2 separate regions of the Homo sapiens genome follow, and region 1 is linked to region 2. The links are chromatin loops, found by intact Hi-C in ENCODE. Cell type or tissue: PC-3. All regions are shown on one strand. Links, peaks and the distances in the headings refer to the core of each region. The heading gives the core; the rest is flanking DNA. Region 1 holds the start of LINC01500 (long intergenic non-protein coding RNA 1500). Region 2 overlaps KIAA0586.

Region 1 (12,486 bases), core at 2,178-10,177, 330 kb after region 2:
AGACAAGTGGCCTGCAGTGCCAAGGTGCCCAGGATGGCATCAAAGTGAGCAGTGTATGGCTTATGCATCTTTTTGGGTTAACCCCTGTTTAATTTTTCTACAATCCAAATGTATACAAAGATAAACATGGCCAATTGACTTCCAACTTTTAATTTTGACTGTAATAATTATATACTTTCTCTAAAAGATACCTGTAGACCTCTATGCCATCGAGTCAATTATAAATAACAGTGGAATAACTGAAAATTGCTTGCTGTTGGGGGGCCTGGAAACTTTGACTAGTACTCTTAAATTCTATAAGCTGGCCTTGCCTTCAGGTTCTTAAAATTAGCCCAGTTCTGTCTTTCTCTTTCATATGAGTAAATGAATTTTGGTGTCTTGAACTTCTGTTTCATCTGCGCGTGCACTTTTCTTCTCTTCAAGCTTAGGGTTGAGATTTCATTCATTTCCCTCTACTACTACACTCTTCGTTCATGTGCTCATGCTCATCTTCCTCCTTTTCAATTCTTAGTTACTAGATTTGGGCTCTTATCCACTCTGCTTTTCTGAGACTCGGTTTTTGGATCTGTAAAATGGAGCTAATATTACCTTTTTTTCCCCCAAGCTATTGTGAAGATTAAATGAAATGATGTAGTTGTTAAGCTACATAAAAGGCCCTCAACAAATAATAATCATGAACAAAAACATTGTAGAATGAGATTCTAAATATATTTATATTATTAATTTGCAAAAAGTGAGATAAGAGATGAAGCAGAAAAGGCAACTCAACTAAGATTGAGGAGTGTATGTGTATTCATTTGGAATATCTTGTCCCAAATACATTTTCTGAGAATTTTCCTCTTAACTATATTGTTGCTGGGGAAGCAGTCACCATGTGGCCGGTTCCTGGTCTGTAGGTAATTTTTTCAAGGATGGGCACCTGAACTAGACTAGGTCAGTGAGTCTATTCCTTGGAATCTTTGGAATTCATGAGGAAGTTAAGGAAGTGGGTTGAGAAGGAAAGAGAGCCAAGCGCAGTAGAGCAGCTAGAGTAGAGGAAAGAGGCAGCAAGGCTCCGGACAAGGCTTGAACCCCAGTTCCATCTGGTTCTGATGCCTGGCTATATTTCTGTCCTTGGGTTCCTTGAGGTACCCCTGTATCTTTGTAGTGATTATTCTCCCTTTTGCTTATACTAATTTGAGGTGAAGTTCTGTTGCTTGCAACTAAGGGCCCTAACTAATATAATGATCAACTAGATATAAAAATTTCTCAGGACCTCAAGAGCAGGGTAAACTGAATTATCTATAAGGTCTCTTTGATTTCTGTGATTTTATTTAATTTTAAATTTTTTTTTTTTTTGAGATGGAGTCTGACTCTGTCACCCAGGCTGGAGTGCAACGGCATGATCTTGGCTCACTGCAACCCATCATCATGGCCGGCTAATTTTTGTATTTTTGTAGAGTTGAGGTTTCACCATGTTGGCCAGACTGGTCTTGAACTCCTCACCTCAGGTGATCCACCTGCCTCAGCCTCCCAAAGTGCTAGGATTACAGGTGTGAGCCACCGCTTCCAGTCTTATTTTAATTTTTACATTTTTGAGACAGAGTCTTGCTATGTCACCTACTGGAGTGCAGTGGTGCCATCTTGGCTCACTCCAACCTCCACCTCCCAGGTTCAAGCGATTCTCCTGCTTCAGCCTCCCAAGTAGCTGGGATTGCAGGCATGGGCCACCATGCCTGGCTAATTTTTTGTATTTTTAGTAGAGACGGGGTTTCACCATGTTGGCCAGGCTAGTCTTGAGCTCTTGACACTAAGTGATCCACTGGCCTCAGCCTCCCAAAGTGCTGGGATTACAGGTGTGAGCCACCATACCTGGTCTGATTTCTGTGATTTTAAATGTGTGTGTGTGTGTGTGTGTGTGTGTGTGTGTGTGTGTGTGTGAAGAAAGTGATGGTAGGGTCTGGGCAATCACAAGGTTCTTTATCTGTTGCCAGATAAATGCAGAATAGACCACAAATGATAAATGAAACTAAAAAATGTAATTTTATGGACAGTAAACTGTTGAGGGGGTTGCAAGCTGCATACATGCTATGGTTACATAAGAATTAGCAACACAGCTTTTGATTACTTTCCTCGAGTTACTTTTTAGCTCTAGATGTTTAGGAGCACGGTGTAAAGGTGGCAGAGAAAGGTTTCAAATAATCATTCTAGGAAAACAAGGAAATACAATTGGGAATTGGTAAGTCTGATTCTCCAGAGTGAGATGATGCTAGCGTCATATGATTGTCCCTGAACCCTGAATCTAGGATAGCTCTTTTCAGATAATTTCTGAGAGATGAGGGGTGTCCTGCCTTTGAAATGGGAAGGACAGATGCCCTGCAGCTGTCCCTTCAGAAGGAAATGTGCCAGGTGCAAGATGCCATATTGGCCTCTTGACGATGACTTATGAGCTCTGAGCTTCAATTACCATGAGCTTGATGGAGATGTCATTTGTCATTGTTTCAGGGGATGTGCTTTGAAATATTTGAAAAAATAAAACTCAGCCTTATCTTATTAATTGTTTATTTTTAAGGGATCTTTGTGCTTATCACTTTAGATGGGTGACTTTTGTTGCCTTATCTATGCTCTGAAAGAATAGTTGACTATCTGCCTTTTAGCTGGGGTTAGCTTTCACTTAGTCTAAATTAACTCAGTTTTGCTCCCTACTACACATGAAAAAGCCACTAATTTACCAATAAGTACTGTTATGTTCAGCTGATAGGGTGGAGCCATCTGTCTATGGGGGTAATACTCTCTTCTCCCACAAGCTTTCTTGGGTAGTGGCTAAGAGCCCAGACTCTGTCACAGGACTGCCTGGGTTTAAATCCTAGCTGTGCCACTTATTTGTGTCACCTTAGACAAGTTACTTAATATATCCGTAGTTCCTAATTTATAATGTGAGGACAATGACCTCAACTGAATGGGTAAATATATGTCAAGCACTTCGAACAGTGCCTGGCACATGGCAAATGCTATGCAAATGTTTGGTAAGTGACTTATTTCTCCATTAGAATAAATTTAAAAATCAAGTCTTCTTCCTCCAACCAGAGATTGCCTAAAACCACACAAAGACAAAATTTGTTTGGTATCTGATGCTCATGTAAGAATGGATCCTGGCTGGGCAAGGTGGCTCACACCTGTAATTCCAGCACTTTCAGAGGCTGAGGTGGGTGGATCATGAGGTCAGGAGTTCGAGACCAGCCTGACCAACATGGTGAAACACCGTCTCTACTAAAAATACAAAAATTAGCTGGGCATGGTGGTGTGCACCTGTAATCCCAGCTACTCTGGAGGCTGAGGCAGGAGAATCGCTTGAACCTGGGAGGTGGAGGTTGCAGTGAGCCGAGATCCTGCCATTGCACTCCAGCCTGGGCGACAGAGTGAGACTCTGTCTTAAAAAAAAAAAAAAAAGAATGGATCCTGAAGAGATAGACTGCAGAATGTAATAAGGGAAGGAGGCCCCTTGAAAAAGGGCAGGGCTTTGAAACAGGAATCCTATAGGACAGTTTAGCCACAGACCATCCTTGTCTGGCAACCTTCTACTTCCAAGCAAGGAGCAGCAGGGCAGGTTGCGAGATCTGCCTCTTCTTCATAGTTCCTACTGTCATCTCTCTGGAATCCTACAAGCCAGGGTTTCCTAGGGAAACTCCCAGTCAGAACTGTGATGCTTTTTCCACTACAATGGCTCAATTGTAGAGTGGGTTGGAAATAGGCAGACTTCTGATTCTTCACAGCATGTTGATAGAGAATAGGCTTCAGGTAAAAGAAATTACCAATCATTTTTCATTATCCAAGGTATCACTCACCCACTCCAAGGAACACGACTGCGGCAGCTGTGAGGATGCCAAGCATCAGGCCCCAAACCATCTGGCAGATCAGAAGGGGCATTTTCTGGCTTGGGGAAGCTGACATTCAGTAAATTGTTAGTGCTGGCTCCCACAGTGATCAGCCTGGCTTCAGGCAATGGCAAGTTATGGTGGGCAAAATGAAGCCTTGATATACAGGTTGCACAATCTTAAGAGATTTTTGGTTTTTTTTGTTTTTGTTTTTTTGCATGGCATTTTCTTTCCCAAAAGGATGACTTGAGAAGCTTTTGTATACATTGTCTTGTTACATTGGTGGGTGACAATTTTCTATGGGTCTCTCATGTTTCTGCATGTCTTGTGAGCAAAGACACTGCCTACAGATAGCAGATATATTGTCTTTTCAAGAATATGTGTTTAGAGATAAGCCTGAAGTTACTGTCTCTCTCTTGAGCAAAGGGCAGGCATGCTTCGAATCTAATCTAATAAAGATAGTATCTTCCTCTGAAGAAAAAGGCAGATATGCTGATGCTATCCATTGTGAAAATTGTGGGCTTCCTCAGAGCAGGATCCCTCTCCTGTGATGCAACCCACGATGTGTGCAGATATTTATCATTCTCTCTTTAGATGGTCTCAAAATTGGAAGTCGGGGCTTGAGGACTGGCAGAGATTTTTGACCTGCATTCTTTCTAAGCTTATTGAGGTTGTGGAGCATATTCATAGCACCAGCGATTCAAACAACTGAATGTAATTCTCAATGGTGCATTCTAGCTGTATAGATCCAAAATCTTTTTTTTTTCTGCCAGCTTCCTGCTGTATGTCTTTTTATTTCTGTTCAAAAATGGAATATTTTGGTCAAGTTTCAAGATTTAATATGGGCCGGGCGCGGTGGCTCACGCCTGTAATCCCAGCACTTTGGGAGGCTGAGGCACGTGGATCACGAGGTCAGGAGATTGAGACCATCCTGGCTAACACGGTGAAACCCCGTCTCTACTAAAAATACAAAAATTAGCCGGGCGTGGTGGAGTGTGCCTGTAGTCTCAGCTACTCGGGAGGCTGAGGCAGGAGAATGGTGGGTGAACCTGGGAGGTGGAGGTTGCAGTGAGCCAAGATCGCGCCACTGCACTCCAGCCTGGGTGACAGAGTGAGACTCTGTCTCTTAAAAAAAAAAAAAAAAAAGATTTAATATGATAACTTGTACATTATTATGTCTTTCCTATAAAAAAATCTACTTCCCTTCCCTGAGATCCATCCTGGTTTTACTTTTCTCCCCCTCCAAGAAAGAGTTCAGCCTTTCTAAGGTTCCATTCCTGGACAACAGTTCCGCATTTGCTTAGTTCCATAAATAGTAAGTAACTGAATAGGGCCTTTTTAATCCTATCCAAGGTATGTCTGAATCCAAATCTTATGTGCTTTCTGCTACATCGTTCTGCCTTTCCATAATGAAAAGAGCAACCACAAATATTTATTGAAGATTCATTCTGGCCAGGCACTGAAATAAGAACTTCACTTGTATTCTCTTCCCTGATCCTTATAACAATTCCAATGGGGTAGATTCTGTTATTATCATTTTCACACAGATGAAAAAACTAAGGCTTAGAAAGTTATCTACTGTGTGCTAAGACAGCTAGTAACTGATGGGGACGAATGGGAACTCAAGTCTGTCTTCTTTTTTTTTTTTTTTTTGAGACGGGGTCTTGCTCTGTTAGCCAGGCTGGAGTGCAGTGGCGCGATCTCGCTCACTGCAAGCTCCGCCTCCTGGGTTCACGCCCTTCTCCTGCCTCAGCCTCCCGAGTAGCTGGGACTGCAGGCGCCCACCACCACGCCCGGCTAATTTTTTGTATTTTTAGTAGAGACGGGGTTTCACTGTGTTAGCTGGGATGGTCTTGATCTCCTGACCTCGTGATCCACGTGCCTCGGCCTCCCAAAGTGCTAGGATTACAGACGTGAGCCACCGCGCCCGGCCAAATCTGTCTTCTTAACAACCAGGCTGCATTGCCTCCCAGGAAGGTCCTGCCCAATTGGTATCCAAATAACATGTAAATGAAGGATGCTTTATGGAAATGAATTATACTGAAGGAGGCTTTATTGAAATGAATTATACTACCCACAAAATATTCATTTTAGGTTTTAAAGGTGTCCTAAAGCTAATTGCAATGAACTGAAAATTACATAGTCTTGATTCTCTATTGTGAAGAATCTTCAAGAAGAAACAGTTATACCCCTTGTTAAATTTTTCAGACTTGCTATCTTGGCATTTAATAATTTATACCAGTTAAGATCTTTTCCCTCTACTAATGATGACTATTGAGTAATTTATTAATCTTGGTTTGGTCATATTGAAACTACGTTGCTTTTATAGTGGTGCTAGTAGTAGAATAAAATAATTAAATCATAATAAAACTGGGCATCTATTTTCTCATTTATACCAGTGCCAGGTATAAATGACTATCAAATCGCCCATCAACTAAGAATGATTTTTAAAATCTCTTTGTTTGCTTGCTTGCACAAGCTTTATATTGCATGGTATTATTTTATTTTTTCTTTTTTTTTGGAAACGTAAGTATAAATTTACTATCCACCTAGTGGTAGCTAGGTAAAATTGCAGGCATAATGATAAGAAATAATCAGCTTTGTAGTTCTCATCTTCAAACCCAAACCTGTAAGGGGGAGGACAGACTCAAACGTCTCAGGGACCAGGCAGATAATACAAATAAATGAAATAGGCCAGGTGAGAGAGTACAAGTCTTGCCAAAAGGAGCAACCCCTATTTAGCTTCGATTGATTGTCCTTTTCTGAAAAGCAGATGAGAATTGCCATACGTTCTGACTGATCGAGAGAGGCCAGAAATTCTAATTTTGATGTGAAACCTCTTGATTTCTTAGATGGTGGTTCAATTTTCTTGAAAACACTAGGTAGGCTAAATGAAGCTGACAGTCCACCAGTTTTCAATGCTCCTCTGTGCAGAGTGAATGGCATCTCCCCTAACTGTGGTATTAGACTGCCACTCACAAGCCACAATTTGCAATTGCAACAGAGGCACAAACTGACAGAGATCTCCTGCTTTACTATGCACACACAGCTGAACTCTTGAGCCGTGGAGAACAACTAATTCTACAGGAAAAAGTGGAAGGCTAATCTGAGCCACCCAGTGATGGCGGCAGGGGTCTTCAGGACTAGCTGCTGGTCTGTAGGCGCTAAATTGCAGACTGCTCCTGCAGGAAGCCTTCAGGGCCTGGGAGGCCTTTATCTGGCTCAAAAGCTAGGGCTACTTCTCGAAGGACTTCCAAATGCTCCTCAGCAGCTGATAGTGACTGGTCAATCCACTCCAGGCCCCCCGTCAGATGGCAGGCATTCCTTGTCACCAGCACCAGGCGACTGACAGACAGGAGCAGGGTAGTCGTCCCTGTGTCCAGGAGCTTGGGGTCCAACGGAGGGTACATCGACTTCACAACATCATCTACCCTGGGGCTGTTCCACTTGGCCACCACAATCATGTCGCTGACAATGGCTGAAGTCTTCATCTTGGCCCCAGAGCCCATTGTCATGGCAACAAGCTTCTCTGTCAGAGTGTGACAAATCTTCAAGATGGCAATGCAGTGGGACATGAGACCCGAGGCATCTTCGATCCAGTCTTTGTTCTCCAGAATGGCCTCAATGTGGGGGTTGGTGATAACAACGTCATCCAGTTCTAAGAGGGCTCAGACTGGGTCGCCATGGCACTGATGAGGTCCACAATGGGCTTAGAATCATAGCGCTGCCGCAGGTCTCGGGGCTGGTAGTAGCGCTGCCTGCAAACCAGCACCAAGGCTGCAAACGAAGCCAGAAAGATGGTGGCCAGCACACCTATGGCAACTATCACCACGGTCTCCATGCTTCCGGGGAGCTCCTGACTCAGTCCCGTTCACATCGTCCTCATGGGCTAAGGCTGCTGGAAGTGGCAAACTGGGGGAAGAGGATGGCAGGAGCTAGGTTCCTCCACGACACCTCCAGAGACCTGAGGGCCTCAAGCTGCAGCTCCGGGGCACATCCCGCTGCGCTCCCACGACGGCCCCGCGGATGGCAAAGTCAGCGGTATTATTTTCTTTAATTCCTTTGTTAGAGCTCTTAAGTTTCATCCCGTAAATGGTACATTATTTGAGCTTTATCTGTATGTTATAATATTTATGAACCATTATTCCAGACAAAGGAAAGAAAGCCTTACCAAGGCCCATTAGATGCTTCGCAGTATTCCAGAGGCAGCATAGTAGGCAAAAAAGAATTGTGGTGGGTTAAATATGGGTCCAAGCTCAGTGTCTCTATTTACCATTGGAGTGATTCTGGTGAATTTCTTAATCCCTATAAGCCTCAGTTTTTCACCTATGAAATGGGATAATATTATCTAGCCTATAGCGTCTTTGTGAGCATTAGAAAGAATATGTATAAGTTAACTGGCGTGTATTAGGTGCTCAAGAAGCTGAACAATAATCACTGTTGTTTCTCAGATAATTATTATCACTACTATTAATCTCTCATTATTTATCAATGCCCCTATATCTCTGTGGATCTATTTAGATGTATAGACATGAGGTCTTACTAACTAAATGATAATCATAGAAATATTCCTTGTTATTACATTTTTTTCAAGCAAATTTAAATATTTTTCTCACTTTCTACTTTCATGAAAGTTAAATTAACGTTCTCTGGGTGCAAATATATATTCAACCATAAGTAGATATTTCTTACCAAGCATTTAATTCATTAAATTTCAACTTTAAACATTAAAGATTTCAAACTGTAAATATTAATTTCAAACTTTAAACATTAATAAATTGGACCATAAACCTCTCTTAATTTGAAAATTTTGAACCTTGAGGCATTAATATGAATTGTCTTGGCCCTGCCACCAGCTGAGATGCCTAGCTTCCTCTATGGCATATGACTACTGTATTTCTATGGCAACTGCTTTAGCATTTTGCAAGGGTCAAAAGAACCCATTTTGATATGTTAAAGGCAAAAAACAGCAACAGTCATTTAACATCAATTTTAGTCTTATCTCTAATGTTTCCCTTCTATTCAAACACTTCCTTCAATTAACTCCATACTAGATTTCGAAAACAAGTCGTTTCCTTGTTTCATTTTATTCCCTTTTCTTAGAAAGTCACCTCTCTTCTTTTCCCTTATTGAAATTCTATCCATCCTTGGAGGGAGAGCTACAATGTCATTTTCCTGGAGGCCCATCCCACTATTACACAAGACAGGTTACCTACCTTTGTAACATTGAGGTTTTTCTGCTAATTAGACTCTTAGCTCAGATATATTTAGGTTGGTGAGTCATTTGTGCACTTTGTTCTTCCAGAGAAAAACATTGTTGTCTGCATGTCTTTATGTGTGCATAGTGTGTGAGAGAGCCCTTTACAATCATAAATGCTCAATCTAGGTTAATCGAAAGAATAAATAAATAACGAATGATTTGTTTGGAAATAAAACAAACACTGGCTGGGGTAGCAGCGAAGCTGTAAAAGGCTAGGCTGGGGACCTAGTCTGGTTGCCTGTTACATGCATGGCTTGGGAAAATAATTTAACCTCTCTGAACTCAGTTTCTTCATCTGTAAAAACATAAGTGATCCTGCCTCCGTCCTTTCCCTGTATACTTATGGGATAGTTGTGGGAACCAAATAAAGAAATGCATGCAGACTGTAAATGCTAACCTGAGGTATTAAGTTCCTAGACAGCTGGACAACTCAGTTGACATTAGATACTTTTAATAGCCAACTTTACATGCTATTATCTCACCCCATTAAGAATATGTTATCAAGCTGTTTTGATATTACATAGCAAAGATGATTCATTTACTCCCTCATCTGTTTTTCTGCTCATCCATTCGTTCACTAAAATTTATTGAGTACCTACTACATACCAGGTACCATGCTAGGCACTCGGGCTGTGAACATGACAAGACAGATGTAGTCCCCTGCTCTGAAGGACCTTGCATTCTTGTAAGGGAGCACTGAAATAGGTCTACAAACAACTGAGCCCACAGATAAGATCATTTTAGATGAGGATAAGTGCCAGAAAGCAAATAAAACAAGTTAGTGTGCTAGGAAGTAAGTAGGCATGAACATCATTGGAGTGGTCAAGAAAAGCCTTTCTGGAGAGACCAGAATGAAGAGAAGGGACAAACTCTGCAAAGCGGGGACAGCAAGTGCAAATGCTCTGAGGTGGGACCAGGCTGAGGTTGATCAAACAGCAGAAAGACCAGTGGGCTGAAGCAAAATGACCCAAGGAGAATGGAGGCATTCGCTGATGGAAAGGTGGTTTATATGCACAGAAAGATTCAGACAGAGAAAAGCAATATATTTTCTTTGCCGATAAAGATCAAGGAGTTTAAAACTGGTTTAATTCTTGTGAAAACATAGCTCATTGGATAATATGTTAAGGTATTTACAATTATATAACCGTAGCATTAGGGAGTTTTGAGATTTACTATTTTAAAAAATCATTTTAATGTTAAAGCAAAGGGATCTTAACATTGTCCGTGGTTGTTGATATTTTACCAGAATACTATTTTTTCCTTCCCGTAAGTTGTTACTATTATTATTTTGGTGATTTGTTGCACCTTTTGCTGTCATTCATTGTAACCAATATTTAGTGGAAAGTCTGAATTAAAATATTTTAAAAATATATTTAATTGTATTGCATTCACAATATTTTTCTAGTAGGAAAGTAGGAAGTGTTAGGTTCTTTGTAGGTACTAGCTGAAGGGGGAAAAAAATTAGTCCTTCATGGAGTCCTCATGGAGTACACACACACACACACACACACACACACACACACACACACACACACACAATTTTTAACTGTGATAAATGCTGAGAAAGAGGTTATGTGCTATCATGCTCTTTCTTTTTTTTTTTTTTTTGAGATGGCGTCTCACTCTGTCACCCAGGCTGGAGTGCAATGGTGTGACCTTGGCTCACTGCAACCTCCGCCTCCCGGGTTCAAGCCATTCTCTTCCCTCAGCCTCCCGAGTAGCTGGGATAACAGGCGCCTGCCACCATGCCCGGCTAATTTTTTTTATTTTTATTTTTAGTAGAGACGGGGTTTCACCATCTTGGCCAGGCTGGTCTGGAACTCCTGACCTCGTGATCCACCTGCCTCAGCCTCCCAAAGTGCTAGGATTACAGGCGTGAGCCACCGTGCCCGGTCCTATCATGCTAATTCTGAACAGCAGGAATTTACCAAGTAAGAAGGTCAGGGTTAACCTAGTCAAGATTATGAACTATCAGTCCTACTTTAATCACAATTAGAATGGGCTGTAATACGTTTTTATCCCCACTGTAGCTTTACCTTTCCTTAGAGATAAATTGCATGTAAATATATATTAAAGTGCTTCAAGTCAGTTTTGTCTCTTAAGTATATATTTGTTTCTTTGTAATCTGCTTTTACTTTTAATTTGAACATCAAACCAATATCCTCTCCCCACTCTTTTTCATATTCACAGAAGAGGAGTCAGCCCTGTTGTTGACACTAATTAATGACCACTCATATTTGGTTGGCAGAGAGATTTATCCCATGTCCTGTGAGTTCTCTTCTCCTTTTTTTGCACTCTGCACCCTAGACATCTGGGCCACGATTGCCAGAAGCCTCTGAGTGCTCCATCTCACTTTCCTCCCTCCAAGCCTCCCCATGTGTCATCTCTCTGGTCACAGTGGTGTCCCAACCAGTGGTTCCTGCAGTTTCCTGACACTGAAACCTGCTCAGCCAGATGGCATAACTCCCTCCAGGCAGCAACTCTGTGCCAGGCATCGGACTTCCAGGCTCATAAATGTGGAATCTGTCAGGCTGAGAACATAAGTTGCTCCAGCCCATTATTAGCCAGTAGAAAGCTTATAAAAAAGGACTTTATAAACCAAGGCACGAGTACATAATTTCATGAGCAAAGCTGCAGTGTGGCAGTTCTTGGTTTAAAGCTGAAAGCCTTTCTAATGTGTTGCCAGAGGATTAAACGCTATCACCATGTTTCAGGCAGTGATTTTTATTGCATGTTTCATTCAGGATTTGGCACTGGAAAAGAAGGAATTCTGCACACAGCAAATTGAAATTAGAAGGCAGTGAGTTGCTATTTGAAGCAGGGATGCTATTGTTTTGAGGACATTATCTTCTGTTGAGGTGATTCCCATCTTGTGCACAATCTCTCCATTTTTCAATAGATATTTACCATTTTTCATTCTTGATAAATCCTTTCTGTAATGCCTGGTACTTTTCAAAATTATTCTTCAAATAGACAAATAGAATCATTTCTGACGAATAGAATGATGTGTTGCTTAACGATGGGGCTGTGTTCTGAGAAATGCTTCATTTAGGTGATTTTGTCCTTGTGTGATTATTGTAGGGTGTACTTACACAAACCTAGATGGTTTAGCCTCCTGCACACCTAGACTAGAGGGCATGACCTATTGCTCCTAGGCTACAAACCTGTACAGGATGTTACTGTACTGAATACTATAGGCAATTATGACACAATGGTAAGCATTTGTGTATCTAAACAAATCTAAGCACAGAAAAAGCACAGTAAAAATATGGTATTATAATCATATGGGACCACTTGTGGTCCATTGTTGACTGAAACGTTGTTATGTGGTGCATGACTGTAAGGTGGTCTGTTTGCAGTATCAGAAGAGAA
Region 2 (12,486 bases), core at 1,408-9,407:
ACTTTTACTTTAGTTCTCAGAATCTATGGGTTCTTTTTCACCTCTGTAGTTACTCCAGTGTTGATTTTGAGAGCTGGCAGCCTTTGTTACTGTGCTGTCCTGGCTAGACCAGCAATGCAGAAGTTAGAATTCTATCTTCTCCAGATCTTTTTCTAAGCATTAAGCATTTATATATGTATAAAAATATATTTGTGTATATGTATATGTGTGTATGTGTGTGTGTGTGTGTATATATATATATGTGTGTGAATCTTTTTGAGACAGAGTTTCAGTCTGTTGTTCAGGCTGGAGTGCAGTGGCTCAGTCAGCTCACTGCAGCCTCGAACTCTTGGACTCAAGCAATCCTCCCATCTCAGCCCCCAGAGTAGCTGGGACTATAGGCGTGTACCATACCTAGCTAATTTTTTATTTTTTGCAGAGACGGGGTCTCACTATGTTGGCTAGGCTGATCTCCAACTTCTGACCGCAAGTGATCCTCCTGCCTCAGCCTTCCAAAGTCCTGGGATTATAGGCATGAGCCACCATTTCTGGCTTAGTATATAATTTTGAGGTGTGTGTATATATTGTTGTGCAATTTTAAATTTTAAAAAGCAGGTTGCAAGGCTTTTTAAAATTTAACATAAATCCTGAAGATCTACTATATTCTTTTTACCTACTATGTAGTATACCATAGTTTAATTATTCTCCTATTGAAGGATTTTTAGATTGGTTCCAAGTATTCTCTAATCAAACTATACTAGGTATAAAATCCTTTTTTTGTACTCATGAGAAATTATTTTTCTAGATTTAGATACTAAGGCATGGAATTGCTGGCTCAAAGATATAAGCATTCATAATTTAAATAGGCACTGAAAAATTGCCCCTAGCTGTATGAGATCCCTTTCCCATGTCACACATAATGCTTTTAATCTTAAATTTTTGCCAGTCTGATTAACAGTGACATTTTGCATATTTTCTTGTCTAAAGGGCTATGTAATAAGAACTAGTAATATTGATACATTATAAGTTAAAATATTGCTTTGCTAAGTTGTGGCTTTTCTTTGTGCTTGAAACTTCTTGCTTAGAGGGGCATTTGGTCAGTGAAAGCTCACTGATGGCAAAACTGTAATTTGTACATATATGTAGATGGGCTAGGTATATTACTCTGCATTATAGGCAACCTGACTTAAATTGGCATGAACTTAAGCATTGAGTATAATCCAAAACTCAGAGATACTTATGAGTATGAGACCATTTTGTAAATAGGCAAGATAAGTCTTCAGTAGGGTCATAGAGTATTCTTAAGGTGTTAAATAGTTCAGCAGTTGCAAATATCCTAGAAAACAGATTCACAACAGAGAAGTTACTGTAGACTGTCAGAGTAATATAGGCATTGTGAAATATTTCTCATTAATTTCTGGGGAAAACATAATTGCCATCATTCTAAACACTGCCCAAGAGTCTCCAAGGGATTTCATATTAATTATGAACAGTATTTTTTAATTTAAAGGATGTTGAGGCAATCAGTATTCCTAAAGAAGAGTCAGGCTAAGGGAATAAGGAGAGATAGAGATGTACATAGGAGAATGAAGGCAAATTGAAGAGAATCTTGAATGTTGAGCTAAGAAGTTTAGATTTTATTTTATAGTCAATGGAATCATCAAAGGTGTTTCAGCAGTGATTTCTTCATATAGTCTAGTTAAAAAAAACACTTGTTGGTTGAAATTAAACCCCTTTTAAATGAGAAACATGGGAGCTTTCAGATAATTGGAATTTTGCTTCAGTTCTTAATTAGTAAATTCATTAATTAGAATATCTCAAGTCATAAAATGTACTAGTGATTAGGATATATAATTTTTTAATACAGAAAGAAAATAGGAGTCTTATATTTTTTCATTTGTTCATTTATTTCATAGATTTCATTTAAAACAATTTTTTTTTTTTTTTTGAGACGGAGTTTCGCTTTTGTTGCCCAGGCAGGAATGCAGTGGCGGGATCTCGGCTCACCACAACCTCCACCTCCTGGGTTCAAGTGATTCTTCTGCTTCAGCCTCTCGAGTAGCTGGGGTTACAGGCATGCACTACCATGCCCGCTAATTTTGTATTTTTAGTAGAGATGGGTTTTTGCCATGTTGATCAGGATTGTCTGGAACTCCTGACTTCAGGTGATCCACCCACCTCGGCCTCCCAAAGTGCTGAGATTACAGGCGTGACCCACCATGCCCAGCCAACGATTTTTGTGCTTTTTGTATTTTTTATTTTTCCCAAGGAAAATAACATTATTAAATATGACTAAAGTATTCTTCTATAATCTGTATACTTTTTTTTTTTTTTGAGACAGAGTATCACTCTGTCGCCCAGGCTGGAGTTCAGTGGCTCAGTCTCGGCTCACTGCAGCCTCTGCCTCCTGGTTTCAAGTGATTTTCCTGCCTCAGCCTCCCAGGTAGCTGGGACTACAGGCACCCGCCACCACGCCTGGCTAATTTTTGTACTTTTTTTTTAGTAGAGACGGGGTTTCACCATATTGGCCAGGCTGGTCTCAAACTCCTGACCTTGCGATCTGCCCGCCTTGACCTCCCAAAGTGCTGGGTGGTGTGAGCCACCACGCCAGGCCTCTATACTTTTATAAAAATCTTATTATTGATATATGGGGTAACCTTTATGCTGTTTAAAGTATATTATTCTCCTCATCAATTGTTTATTGTAAAGTTTACACTAACAAACTTTAGGCAATTTTTATTCATGAAGAATGAGAGAAATTTTCTGTTATTCCCATTTTAAGCTGTATGAACAATGTGTAATGCATACCAGCATTTAGTGGTTTTGATTTTTTTTTTTTTTTTTTTTTTTTTGAGACAGAGTCTCGCTCTGTCACCCAGGCTGGAGTGCAGTGGTGCAATCTCAGCTCACTGCAAGCTCCACCTCCCGGGTTCACACCATTCTCCTGCCTCAGCCTCCCGAGTAGCTGGGACTACAGGTGCCTGCCACCATGCCCAGCTAATTTTTTGTATTTTTAGTACAGACGGGGTTTCACCATGTTGGCCTGGATGGTCTTGATCTCCTGACCTTGTGATCCGCCGCCTCGGCCTCCCAAAGTGCTGGTATTACAGGCATGAGCCACCGTGCCCAGCTGATTTTTTGTGTTTTTTTTGACACAGGGTCTCACTGTATCACCCATGCTGGAGTACAGTCGTGCAGTCTCGCTCACTGCAGCCTCTGCCTCCTGGGTTCAAGCTAGCCTCCTGCCTCAGCCCCTTAAGTAAATGGGACTACAGGTGTGTGCTGTGATGCCCAGCTAATTTTTGTATTTTTTGTCGAGACAGGGTTTCGCCATGTTGCCTAGGCTGGTCTTGAACTCCTGAGTTCAAGTGATCCACCTGCCTCGGCCTCCTAAAGTGCTAGGATTATAGGCATGAGCCACCGTGCTGGCCCCATTGAGTGTTTTAAATTGTAATATAATTTTTCTTATGTATTTTATTGCTATTTAATTGGTGCTTGAAAAACTGGTTAATTTCATAAAATATATGAAATTATTATATTGAAAACAAAGCCTATCACGAGGCTTATTAGACTAACTTCTTGAACTTTTCTTGCATGTAATGTATATGTGGCATAGAAGGCAGTTTGTAAAATACCTTCCAAGGAGTCAAAGGGTATTGTTCATGATATTTGGCAAAGATTTCCTGTTTTGACTTGATTTTAATATAATGGTTTTAACAATTGTTTCTGCTTTTTAAAGGACTTGGAAAACAGTGTGGGTGAACTTAGTGAAGGACAAAGACCCCAGCTAACAGCGGCAGCAGAGAACATCTTAATGGGACATTCTCTCTATATGCAGCCACCTGTCACTAATACACAGTCTTTGGATCAACAATGTGATCCTAAACCATTATCTCGGCAATTTGACACAGTTTCAGGTAGACACCAAAATATTTTTTCTTGATGTGTCATAGTAGTATCCCTAATCTGAGTTGAGGAAAGTATACCTATTTTCAGATAGGGGCTTGCAAAATTTCTTTATTAAAAGGGATTTTAATAATTGGAAAGTTTGGTGATAACTTTTTTTATAGTATATATAGCAGTGTTTCCCCAAATGTGATTCATATATCAGTGTTGGTACATGAACCTTTGGGTGGTATGTGAATTAATTTTGGTAATACACATACATACACTTAAAACTTTTTAACTGTGATACTTTTATTTTATTTCATTCTATTTATTTATTTAGAGACGGAGTCTTGCTCTGTCACTCAGGCTGGAGTGCAGTGACACAATCTCGGCCCACTGCAAGCTCTGCCTCCCGAGTTCACCCCATTCTCCTGCCTCAGCCTCCCGAGCAGCTGGGACTACAGGAGCCCACCACCACGCCTGGCTAATTTTTTGTATTTTTAGTAGAGATGGGGTTTCACCATGTTAGTCAGGATGGTCTCGATCTCCTGACCTCGTGATCCGCCCTCCATGGCCTCCCAAAGTGCTGGAATTACAGGTGTGAGCCACCGCGCCTAGCCTATTTTATTTTATTTTATTTTTTTGGAGACGGAGTCTTGCTTTGTCGCCCAGGGTGGAATGCAATGGCACAATCTCGGCTCACTGCAACCCCTGCCTCCTGGGTTCAAGCTATTCTCCTGCCTCAGCCTCCCGAGTAGCTGGGATTACAGGCGCCTGCCACCATGCCCAGCTAATTTTTGTATTTTTATTAGAGACAGGGTTTCACTATGTTGGCCAGGCTGGTCTCGAACTCCTGACCTCAGGTGATCTGCCCACCTTGGCCTCCCAAAGTGCTGGGATTACAGGCATGAGCCACCATGCCCAGCCGATGCATTTATTGTAATATGTACTAGAAAAATATAACGAATCCATGAAAATTGACATAACAGATCTTTAGGACAAGGTTAAATTAGATAATACTGTAGACATTTATTCTTTATGCTATATGAATTTCAGTAGCACTCTGCATTCAGGACTATTTTAGAATTTAAATAAACTTTCTGTTGTGACACACTGGAAATAAGGATAGAATAGAGAATACCAATCACTAGCATATATAGTTGACTCTCATCTATGGACCATTGTTATATTCTGTGGTCACCACAAACATATTAACAAGTATTGAACCATTACTCCTAGGGGAAATACAGGATTAGGTTTCTGTGAGCCTCTGGTCATAACATTTTTATCAACTGATCAATACATAATCTGGTTTTATTTATGTTTCTGTTTAAAGAAGTCTTATTTAATATATATTTTGGATTCATTAATATTGAACTCACAGCCATTGAACTATCCAGCAGTATAACTTGTGCCTGAAGGAAGCCTATCTAACATGTATATTTTCTCCATAAGACACAGCGGAGCCTTTTTGTGCTTAGAAACACTAGACAGGCCAGATGCAGTGGCTCACGCCTGTAATCCAGCACTTTGGGAGGCCAAGGTGGCAGATCACCTGAGGTCAGGAGTTTAAGACCAGCCTGGCCAACATGGTGAAACCTCATCTCTACTAAAAATGCAAAAATTAGCCGGGCATAGTGGCAGATGCCTGTAATCTCAGCTACTTGGGAAGCTGAGGCAGAAGAATTGCTTGAACCCGGGAGGCTCAGAGGGCAGAGGGCAGAGGTTGCAGTGAGCCGAAATCACGCCACTGCACTCCAGCCTGGGCAGCAAGAGCGAGTCTCTGCCTCAAAAAAAAAAAAAAGAAAAGAAACACTAGACAGTACTTCAGCACTAAGGGGCCATTTTAAACAGTGAAATCACCAAAAAAAAGGGGATGAAATCTGAAAAACAGCTTTACGTATACTGTGAAAAGGTCACTTGTTTACAGTATGAGAGCTGGAATAAGGTGGAATGTATCGTTGTTCAGCATCAACTGGAAAAATGCATGTTAGGTAATTTAAGTTTTTCACCACTCTGTACATGTCCACAAATGACCACAAAGGTGCTGCAAGTATTGATTTGGGGGGTTATAAATACGTTTTAGCGAGTAGATAAATTTGCAAATATGTAATTTACAAATAAATGAGGATCTGCTATATTCTTATTATTGATTTTTAAATGCCCATTGTTTCTTTCTCTTAAGTGAAAAGAAACTTCTGGAGGCATGCAGATTTGCCAGAAATCAGAAAAGGAAAAGCCTGAAGTATTTAGTTTCATATTGAGTGAACACCTTGTATCATTCAGAATTGGGAGAATTCCGAGACTGAATTTCCCATGTGAATAAATGTAAAGATTGGCCTTATTTCTCATTTTGTACACATAATGAGAGTATTAAATGTTTTACATTCTTTAAAATTTGTAGGATTCAAATGGCATGAAATGTGACTTACATTTATGTCCAGCTAAATTTGCAGAATGCAGTTAAACAGAGTTAACACTAGGTGGCTCTCGCAGATCACTTGAACTGCTAGGTACTTAAGAGCTACTAGGTATCTGAGAGCAACTAGGTACTTAGTTGAAATGTTACAGAATAAACTCCCTGAGGAGATAGCCTCTTCAGTCCTTTTTAAATATCTGGTAACCCTAGCAGATTACCTATAGTACAGTGCATTTTTAATCTTAGGTACATTGTAGGTATTTAATTGGAAAAAATAAGTAATATGGTATAACATAAGATTGAACACATATGTAAGGCAGTATAGCAGAATAGCTAAGAGTTTAGGCTTTGAGAGTTTCAGAAATGGGTTTGAATTCCAGCTCTATGTATCTTTGGTCAAATAACTTAATGTTCCTGAACCCAAATTTCTTTATGTGTCAAGTGGGGATAATATTGCTATGTACGAAATTACCCCACATTTAACAGCTGAAGGCAGCAAACATTTATTATTTCACAGAACTCTGAAAGTCACAAATCCGGTAGTGGCTTACCTGGGTGGTTTTCAGGATCTCTCCTGATGTGGCAGTCAAGGTGATGGCTTGGACTGAGGTCATCTGAAGGCTTGACTAGGGTTGAAGGATCCACTTTCCAAGTTCACTCACATGGATTTAGCAAGAGGCTTCACTTCCTCACCATGTTAACCAGTCCATAGGGCCGTGAATGATGTGGTAGCAGACATCTCCCAAGAGAAAGTAAGCAATCAAGATGGAAACCATAATGTCTTTTTTTTTTTCTTTTCTTTTGAGACAGAGTCTCGCTCTGTTGCCCAGGCTGGAGTGCAGTGGTGCGATCTCAGCTCACTGCAACCTCTGCCTCCTGGGTTCAAGTGATTCTCCTACCTCAGCCTCCTGAGTAGCTGGGACTACAGATGCACGCCGCCACCTCGCCTGGCTGATTTTTGTATGTTTTTGTAGAGACGGGGTTTTGCCATGTTGGCCAGGCAGGTCTCAAACTTCTGACCTCAAGTGATCCACCCGCCACAGCCTCCCAAAGTGCTGGGATTACACGTGTGAGCCACTGCGCCCAGCTGATAATGTCTTTTATAACCTAATCTCCAAAGTGACATGCCATCACTTCTGTCATATTCCATTGATAACACAGACCAATCATGGAACAACTTAAGAGGTGACTTTTAAAAGGTGTAGATACCAGGAGGGCAGGGATCACTGGGGGCTATCTTGGAGGTAATAGTGTCTATCTCATTATGGTTATTAGGTACATGTATTTGACAATGCATGTAAAGTACTAAGCTCAGTGCTTGGCACATGGTGTTGTTCTCTTTAATAATGCTTGGAGTATGAAAAGTACTATCTTATATGTACTTAATAGAATCAGAAACTATCAACAGTTGACTAAAAGGACTTTGCCTATAGAAAACTAATTTGTTCCTCTTGTTTCAAGATTTTCTCCTGGTGACCACAGACTATAACTGTGGTCCATAGATGAGAATCAACTATATATGCTAGTGATTGGTATTGCTTTTCGTCTTGATTTTTAATAACTTTGCTTACAGAGGGTCATCTCTTCTTACTTTGCCCCTCCCCACCCCTGCTAATTTTCAGGAAGTGTCCTATTTTCTGTAGTCCTCTATCACTGTCTCCATTCCTGAGGCTCTCAGGTTGGGTTGAGTAACTGAAAGTTGCAAAATTGGCTTTGAGGAGTTGTCTTGGGAAACCTAAAATGTAAGCTGTAATTTGAGTGAATTATTTGTGGACCCTGGGATATACTACCAACTACAGCTTTTTATTTACTCAAAAAACCTGTATTGAATACCCACTGTATACCTAGAACTATGTAAGTACTACATTAAGCACTCAAGATTCAAAGATGATAGATATCTGCTCTCAAGATATTTACTAACTAGTGTGGGAGAAATAAATAACAATTATAATATTGTGTGACTAGTACAACACAGACGGCTGTGGGAGTGCAGAGGAGGAACTTAACTCATTTGTGAGGGCTTAGAAAAGGTTTTCTGCAAGATCCAATGTGAAATTGAATCTTAAGGGAATTAGCCAGATGGTAAATTATGATAAGAATATTCCAGTTTGTTCATTTACTTATTCAGAAGATATTTTTGAGTGCCTGCTATGTGCTGAGCATGTGCTAGGTGCTAGGAATATGAAACTTGGTAAGGCCCTGTTCACAATGATTTTTTTTCTCTAGTAGACATAGTAGATAAGAAAGCAAAAACATGCAATAAATTACTGTAGTTATTGTGAAGAAGCCCGTATAGGATGGAGGTACAGGTCAATTGTAGTTGAAGGGATTCAGGAAAGACTTCATAGATGAGGGAAGTCTTGCTTGAAGTGACTCCTCAAAGATGAATAAATGCTTGCCATGTGGTGAGTGAGGAGGGACCTTTCAGACAGAATATGCAATGAGACAGGGGACAAAGGCAAAAAAAAAAAAAAAGCAAGGGTTAATCGTGGAAATGCAGTGTTTTTGTCAAAGAATTAGAGCTTAAGATGCAGTGAAATTGCAGCAGGGAGCAGAAACCAGGTCATGAAAAGCCCTGGATTATCTATTAAGGAGTACAGTAAGGATCGCTTTGTATACAAAATGGGAAATAATAACAGTCTTACTTTTTACTTTATACTTATTCCCATGAACAATTCAGCCTTAAGTTTCTGTCAGTTCTGAATGTTGTGTGATATTCATCAGTCTGTTAAAGATTGTAAGTAAATGAGTGATGTGATCATATTTACCTTTTATTTAGCAAGATCATCTGAGATGCAATGTGATGGATAGATTGGAAGAGTTAAGACTGGAGGCAAGGAGCCTGATTAGACAACCATTAAAGTTGACCTGATGAGACATTATTCAGTAATGAGGATATATAAAAAGGGAGATTTGAGAGAGAATTAAGGAGATGGACAGGAATTCATTTGAATGTGAGCAGTACAAAAGAAGCAGAAAGTCTAAGAAATCCCTAGGTTTCTGTCTAGAATTATTGGATAGATGGTCATCTCAGTCACTGAGAGAGAGCGAATATGGAGGAAGGACAGAATTAGGAGGAAAGAGATTGAATGGGGTTTATACATACTGAATTTGTGATGCCTTTGACTTTCATACAAATGAAAAAAATCCATTAGATATGCCGGACCAAAAACTCTTGCTGGACTGGCAATTTTAGGCAAACTTAGTCTTCTCTAAAAGTCTGCCATGGTTGCTTTCCACTATAACAAAATTCTAGGAAAGTAAAATTAGGGATTTCTAGTTATGATTAATTAAATTAAATTTGACTTGAATGAAATAATATTTTAAATATCCCTCTTTTAAAGGTCTAACTTGCATTATACAGGTAAGACACCCACACTCAATGAGCCTGCTTGTTAGAAGACACAGCAAATTCAGCACTGTTATGATTGCTGTCAGGGAATCCTTTCCTGACCCTTATCACTGGGTTAAATACCTGTCATGTGTACTCTCTATAATTCTCTAATGTCACCTGCCTAATGTTGCTCTTATCACACTGATATTAATCTCATGTGAGGGTACGGACTTTATCTTGTGTACTCTCATATCCCTGTCACCTAGCAGGTTATATAGTATACAGAACATAGTAAATATCTGTTAAATTATAGGATGGTGTATTATGTGAAAGCTATTACGCACTTTTTGAGTGCTCCCCACCACCACTTTTTTCCTGTCCCATGTATGCCTTATCCCAAGTAACCCATGTTAAGATTCTGGCATATAACCTTCCTGTTTTTTACCTCACACATATAATTATATGCACACATGCATGTACAATATATATGGTATGTGTGATTGCCATTATTTTACAACTTAAGATCATATCTTGCACACTTGCCTGCATTTTGTGTTTTACCCAGTAAACCCTTAGATTATTCCAGGTCAACCGGTATTACTTAAATTTATTCATTTTAATGATTACGTAAAACTTCATAGTGTTGATTTCCAATAATTTATTTAGTTGTTTCTCTATTGATGGATGTTTATTAACATGTCCCTGCACTATAAACAATGCTAGAGTAAGTATCCACACACACATCCTACCAGATTGTTGTGTTTTATATACTCCTCCTTACTCCAGTGTATGTACTCCTGGGAAGCTCTTCTATACACGAGCAAATGTATCTTTAGTTTAGAAATAGATAATGCCAAGTTGCTTTCTTGAAAGTTTAAACCAATTTATTTTTATCGGCAATTTATTAGTGCCCTTTCCTTACATCCCCTCCTGAAATTGTGTTGATTAGTTTTTTTACATACCTCAGTAGAAATATGAAGATATGTTTCTGACTCCTGGTGAGTTTATATGTCTTTTCATTCATATGTTTGTTGGCCATTTGTATGTGCTCCTATAAAGTTCTTTTCCCATCTGGGAGGTTCTCAGTTTTTCTTGTTAGTTTTAAAGCTGTTTCTATAGTTTAGATGTTTTCTACTATTTGTATTGTAAATATCTTTATCCAAATTTATATTTTGCTCATTGACATTGTTGATGATCTTTTTGCCATATAATTTAAAAATTTATATGTAGATATTTCTAACTTTTATACTTTCCGTGCTTTCATGGCTTGATTATGTTGCTATACTGTAGGAAAAAGCTAATCACTTTTATCTATTTATCTGTTATCCAGTCACATTACCAATTCTCTTATTAGTTCTAATAGAGTTCTTTTGTTTTCATTAAAGTCTCTTGGGTTTTCTAGGCATATACCATATATCAGCAAAAGAGTTTTCAATATCTTCTTTTTTTAACATTATATGTAATTCTTTTCTCTTAATTCATTTGCCACTCTTAGAAAAATGTTGAACAAGTCACATAGGAATAGAAAAAGGCGTATCAGAATATAAAGAGACAAATAAAGCCTGAAACATTAGTTACTCTAAATTATAAGTATTATTACCATTATTTAAATTAATCTTATGTTAGATAATTAAATGAGAATCAGGTAATAATTTTGATAAATTGTTTTATACAGATTTAATACCATAATAGTAAAAATCAAAACTCAATGCGGCTGGACATGGTGGCTCATGCCTGTAATCCCAGCACTTTGGGAGAACGAGGTGAGCGGATCACTTGAGCACTTGAGGTCAGGAGTTCAAGACCAGCCTGGCCAATATGGTGAAACGCTGCCTCTACTAAAAATACAAAAATTAGACAGGTGTGGTGGCGCGTGCCTGTGGTCTCAGCTCCTAGGGAGGCTGAGGCAGAAGAATCGCTTGAACCCGGGAGGTGGAGGTTGCAGTGAGCTGAGATTGCACCACTGCACTCCAGCCTGGGTGAGTGAGTCTCCGTCTCAAAAAAAAAAAAAAAAATTAAAACTCAATAGATGTATTTCGCTTTATGTAAAAGCCCATTGAAAACCTAGATTAACATAAAAGATCAATCAGAGTGATTATTTGCTATATCTAGGAAATTGTCAACAGAATGCCTTTAAATGGAAAATATCTATGGCGTCTTTGAAATATTTTTTCAGGCTGGGTGCAGTGCAGTGGCTCATGCCTGTAATCCCAGCACTTTGGGAGGCTGAGGCAGGAAGATCACTTTAGCCCAGGGGTTTCAGACCAGCCTTGGCAACATGGCGAAACCCTGTCTCTACTAAAAATACAAAAAATTATCCAAGTGTGGTAGCGCACACCTGTAGTCCCAGCTACTCAGGATGCTGAGGTAGAAGAATCACCTGAGCCTGGGAAGTCAAGGATGCAGGGGGCCATGATCATGCCATTGCACTCCAGCCTGGGCAACAGGAGTGAGACTCTGTCTTTAAAAAAAAAAAAAGTGTATATATATATATGTGTATGTATGATTTTTATATATATGTATGATTTATATATATAAATCATCTATATGTATGATTTATATATAAATCATGTATGATTTATATATATGTATGATTTATATATATATCATGTGTATGATTTATATATCATATATATTTATATATGATATATAAATATATAATATCATATATAATATATCATATATATGAATTATATATATGATTTATGTATATAAATTTTAAATATATATATTTAAAACTTAATTTGCATATAACTCTTCAGGTCTATTTCTATTGATTATATTTTAAAAGGTTGTCTAGCAAGACTGTGAAACAGAGAGCAGTGACTTAATTCCTCTGTGCTTCTTGCTAGCTCTTTGATTTTGG

What was found. Hi-C counts contacts between places; a loop is a spot of excess contacts. Peaks named below come from ENCODE experiments on the same cell type or tissue, not always from the same donor. Only the 100,000 strongest peaks of a DNase experiment are listed, where the experiment ranks them.
Region 1: a loop joins it to region 2, with 20 times the contacts of the local background. A loop is called at or near these places in 6 of 110 quality-filtered maps.

The regions. Positions count from the first base shown.
Region 1 is chr14:58,820,661-58,833,146 of GRCh38, forward strand. LINC01500 (long intergenic non-protein coding RNA 1500) reads left to right here and starts at 7,628. Exons shown (of 6, transcript NR_110547.1): 1 at 7,628-7,895. It also overlaps the pseudogene TMEM98P1. In PC-3, for the core only: CTCF peaks have their summits at 6,424, 6,624 and 6,823; a DNase peak (open chromatin) is centred at 9,131; H3K27me3 peaks cover 3,241 bases.
Region 2 is chr14:58,495,065-58,507,550 of GRCh38, forward strand. It overlaps KIAA0586, which reads left to right. Exons shown (of 31, transcript NM_001329943.3): 27 at 3,719-3,896. Among named protein-coding and RNA genes, the nearest start is that of KIAA0586, 74 kb to the left of the region's middle. RefSeq lists a silencer at 6,187-6,481. In PC-3, for the core only: CTCF peaks have their summits at 6,347 (motif pointing right) and 6,549; a DNase peak (open chromatin) is centred at 6,357.